Regions from separate parts of the Homo sapiens genome. Here region 1 is linked to region 2. A link is an interaction called in ENCODE POLR2A ChIA-PET data of the cell type or tissue named here. Cell type or tissue: Caco-2. All regions are shown on one strand.

What was found. Peaks named below come from ENCODE experiments on the same cell type or tissue, not always from the same donor. Only the 100,000 strongest peaks of a DNase experiment are listed, where the experiment ranks them.
Region 1: POLR2A ChIA-PET joins it to region 2 with 6 read pairs; 3 of 35 experiments call an interaction of 5 or more read pairs at or near these places.

What each region holds. Positions count from the first base shown.
Region 1 is chr11:73,867,551-73,870,050 of GRCh38, forward strand. No RefSeq gene overlaps it. Among named protein-coding and RNA genes, the nearest start is that of COA4, 8.0 kb to the right of the region's middle. In Caco-2, no CTCF peak of the experiment used is centred here; DNase peaks (open chromatin) are centred at 1,339 and 1,878.
Region 2 is chr11:74,165,709-74,168,208 of GRCh38, forward strand. The region is part of intron 2 of C2CD3 (C2 domain containing 3 centriole elongation regulator); the gene reads right to left. Among named protein-coding and RNA genes, the nearest start is that of C2CD3, 4.0 kb to the right of the region's middle. In Caco-2, no CTCF peak of the experiment used is centred here; no DNase peak of the experiment used is centred here.

The DNA of each region.
Region 1 (2,500 bases), 300 kb before region 2:
CTCAGCCTCCCAAGTAGCTGGGATTACAGGCATACGCCACCATGCCCGGCTAATTTTTGTATTTTTAGTAAATACTAATTAATTTTTTATTTTTAGTTTCACCATGTTGGCCAGGCTGCTCTCAAACTGGCTGGTCTCGAACTCCTGACCTTGTGATCTGCCGGCCTCGGCCTCCCAAAGTGTTGGGATTACAGGCATGAGCCACCGCACCCGGCCATCTTTCACATTTTCCCCAAGAAGTCACGACTAACGTCGTTTCTACCGCCATAGATTAGTTTTGCCTATCTAGTACTACATATAAATGAAATATCATACAGTATGTATTCTCTTGTGCCTGACTTCATCCATTTAGCATAATGTTTTATCCCTTGTGTTCCATTATCAGTAGTTCATTCCTTCAGCATGCTTTTAGTTTTGAATATCCTAGTTGGGGTTAAATTATGCCTAGTAGTGCCATGAAATCACAAGGGATAGGTAGGAGAGAAGAAGGAATGTCAGTGGATTGGGAATCAGAATAAATGGGTTCTAATCCTGGCTCTATCAATACATAACCTTGGGGATAAACTATTTTGGTCTTCATTTTACAAATGTGTTAACTGGCCCAGGGAGAGAAAGAGACTTGTCTAAGGTCACCTAGTTAGCCAGTGGCAGAGCCAAGGATGGTTTAAGGTCACACAATTCCTGGTTGAGTGCATATTACTGAGATTTTTAAAAAATGATTTTTATGTAGATCACTATTTTTTTTTTTTTTTTTGAGATGGAGTTTTGCTCTTGTCACCCAGGCTGGAGTGCAATGGTGCAATCTCGGCTCACTGCAACCTCCGCCTCCCAGGTTCAATCGATTCTCCTGCCTCAGCCTCCTCAGTAGTTGGGATTACAGGCACCCGCCACCACACCCAGCTAATTTTTGTATTTTTAGTAGAGACAGGGTTTCACTATGTTGGCCAGGCTGGTAACTCCTGACCTCAGGTGATCCACCCGCCTTGGCCTCCCAAAGTGCTGGGATTACAGGCGTGAGCCACCATGCCTGGCCAGATCACTAACTTTCAAGAAGGATAGGATGCCTGGGTAAAATGGGCAGTTTTCCTAGTTGAGGCCAGCAGATTTCTCAGCTTCGTTTTCATCCCTTTCCTCTGGCTGAGGATGACTTGTTCCTCCACCATGGAATCCTGGGAATGGCCAGCTGTAGATTCTGAAAAGGTATGTTTTAGACACAGAGAAACAAATCTAGGTATTTTGGCCACTCAGATACTAGCAATGCTGAGGCCCCTGGGTCCCCTCTGTTTCTAGTGTACTTAAGGAAAGCTTTCTGAGCTTGTACTGGGTGTGCCTAGAACTAATCCTGATGGACAGACACTGGAGACAGAGGTGGCCAATGTGTCTTGTGCTTGTTTAATCTGTACTTTGATCTCTTTGTGAAATTTTTGTTTTCACGTGTCTGATCTTCTTGCAGAATCTGAAATGATTCATTTGACTATAATAATCCCCGTGGAGTAACTTTCATTCTCAGACATTTCAGCTCATTTTAGGAAATCAGCTCACCATTTAGACAGAGTGCCCAGGATCTGAAGAATGAAAACTCTTCAAAAGATAGCTGCTGACAGGGAGGAATCCCTGCTACTTCCTCTGCTTGCTTTAAGTCCTTGCTGAGCGAGGAGGGAGCCCCAGCATTTTCTACAGGAAAATTAAAGGATTCAATCTGGACTTGCTTCAGTTCTCTTTGGGTTTCTGAAGTCAGCAGCTCAAGGACTTAGTCTGGCAACTTTATGGAGAGAGGGTGGGAGGAGTATCTTCTTACTCATCTAGTAAAACACATTGCAGTGCACCTTTGTACCGAGCACAAGGCCAAGTCCCCAGCCAAGGACCTTGAAAGGAAGGGCTAAGGCTAAACCATGAGTCTGCCCTAGGCCTAGCCAAGATAGGCATCAAGCCAAGAGGTCTCTCCACTCATCCCTGGCACCAAGCCTCTAAGCAGAGGCAACCCAAAGCTGCCAGAGTTAGATCCTATAGGGACAGGTATGAAGCACCTTAAAGTTCAGCTCCTAGATTGTGGGCTGCAGAGCTGAGACTAAAGAAAAACATACCAAGCTATATCACTGTGGGCAACTTGCACTAATTAATTGCAAAAAGTTAATTTCCTTTTTGCAAAGTGCTGACAAAAGCAAAGTAATATTTACACAGTCAATGTGGTTACTCACTACTGTGTGTTAAGCACTGTACTGGGCAACAGATGCTTGTGAGAGTAGAGTAGAAAACAGCCTAGGCTTTAGAGCAAGACATACTTGGAGTCTGATCCCCAGTCTGAGCTTTATTTCCTCATCTAAAGGAGAGTGAATGCCATGTTCAGAGGATTACAAATTAGATTAGATAATGTAACTCAGGACAGTCACTAGCACACATTAATAGTGATGATGGTAATAGCTAACGTTCACTGAACACTTACTATGTGCCAGATGCTGTTCCTAAGCTAAACCAATGTTTAACTCAATCTTTCAATAAT
Region 2 (2,500 bases):
AGCGGCATGAACATGGCTCACTGCAGCCTCGACTTCCTGGGCTCAAGTGATTTCTCTCACCTCAGCCTCCCAAGTAGCTGGGACTACAGGTGTGCACCACCATGCCCAGCTAATTAAAAAAATTTTTTTTTGTAGAAACAGGGTCTTGCTATGCATGTGGAATCTAATTTTTTTGTAGAAACAGGGTTTTACCCAGGCTGGTCTTGAACTCTTGGCCTCAAGTGATCTTCCTGCCTCAGCCACCAAAGTATTGGGATTACAGGCGTGAGCCACCACGTTCAGCCTCTTATCGCTTCATTTTCTAAAAAACACATCATGTCGGCCGGGTGCGGTGGCTCACACCTGTAATCCCAGCACTTTGGGAGGCTGAGGCGAGCAGATCGTGAGATCAGGAGATTGAGACCATCCTGGCTAACACGGTGAAACCCCATCTCTACTAAAAATATAAAAAATTAGCTGGGTGTCGTGGCGGGCACCTGTAGTCCCAGCTACTCAGGAGGCTGAGGCAGGAGAATGGCGTGAACCCAGGAAGTGGGAGGCGGAGCTTGCAGTGAGCCAAGATTGCGCCACTGCACTCCAGCCTGGGCAACAGAGTGAGACTCCGTCTTAAAAAAAAAAAAAAAAAAACCATGTCATGTCTACAGTTGGACTGTCACTTATAAGGTTCACCTCATGTGTCTCCTATTGAAATTCTACCTTTTCCATGGCCTTCTTTCTTAACTAGAATTATGAAATTTGGGTGCTGGCACATTTGATGTTTTAACTCTTTCAATTTACTGGTGGGAAAATTAAGGCCCAAGAAGATGAAATGGCTTGCTCAAAGTCAAACAGCAAGAGCATAGAGTAGAAGCAGGATTCTGGCTTCTTAATAACATAAGATTAGCCCTTATTAACTTCCTAGAATATTCATATGATATTACTATATGTGTCAAGTAATCAGACATTTAATTATATACTGTCTGGCATTGCTCAATACTGTTTCATGTATGTCAGTTTTGTTTTCAACTAATCTTTAAGTTCCTTTTGGGCAGGGAATACATCTCAAATCTCTGTACACGCTGCCTGAGTCTTAATATTTTTATAAGACTTGTACCTACAATGTGTCAGCTACTAGACCGATCACTTTACAAACATTTTTTTCATTTAGTATTCACAATAATTCCTGACAGGTAAGTGCTATTTTTCCCAACTAACTAATAGGAAACTGGGGCCCTGAGATGCTAAGGAACCTCTCAGCATCACCTAACAATCTAGTCCTGAAGCCAGAGTTCAAACTCTAGACTGTCTAGATGTCAACCCGTTCAACCGGGTTGCTTCTTTGTGCAAATATCTAGAAAATGGAAGGGCAACTATATGATCCCATTTTACAGATGGGGAAACAGGAATCAGATATGGGAAGAGACTTTCCTAAAATCATGTAGTTGGTAACACCAATGTAAATGTTCGGATGCCAAGTCCAATGCACCAATATACCATAAGATGTTCAAATAAATGTCTGACCTGTTGATTACCATGTTAATAAATACCTTCTCTCTTATTGAATTTCTAATCACTCCTCATTTGTTATATTATATAAAAATACTACCTGAGGATTTAATTTTTAAGCTTACAGTACCAAGATTATTTATATCTTTTAATCGCACTTACTGCTTTTAACCTACTATTAATAACTAAACTTTTTTGTGAAGTTAGAGTTCGGGATCATTCTTATTAATTTTTTGGATTTTTTGTAAACCCCATGGTGCCTAAAACAATGTGTAGTATGTGCTAAACATATTTTTTGAATGACTGAATTACAGCATTTGTTCTTTACATGTTGATGTTTCAAAAATTTTTTCTCGAGAGAATGTAAGTTACTCAAGGACAAGTTAATCTTAACTCACCCCTGGCTCTCCAATATTCTGAGCCCAACCATGTTTACATGATAAATGCTCGAATTTTATTGACTTGAACTGAATTGACTTGATAAATAACCCCATCATCCAAAATGTATTTATGTGAAAGCTTGACCTGAATAAAGAAGTAACATAGTACACTCAGAATACTTTTCTTGTACAAAAATGAAGACATCTTGGCTTCTGGTTCCCTACAGAGGGATGCTTTCCATTTCTGAACATCTGTAATACTAACTCACTAAACCATTCATTTAGCATTTAGTATGTATTATCTTGTACTATTGGTAAATTTTACATCTATATCCTCTTTCCTTGAGTATAATGTAAACCCCAGAGTTGAGACTACAGTTATTACCTAAAAAAGCATGGTGTAGTGAAAAGAGCATGAGTTTTGGTGACAGACAGAAGTGGGTTCAAATCCTAATTCAGCCATTTATCAACTTTGTGACCTTAGAAAGTATTCATTTCATCTCTCCAACTTGTTTAATTGTCTATAAAACAGAGAAAATACCTATCTTTCAGGGTTATTGTAAGGATTAGAAGTAATACATTTCAAAACTGCTGGCACACAGTAACACTCAATAAATTTACAAAGAAAAATGTCT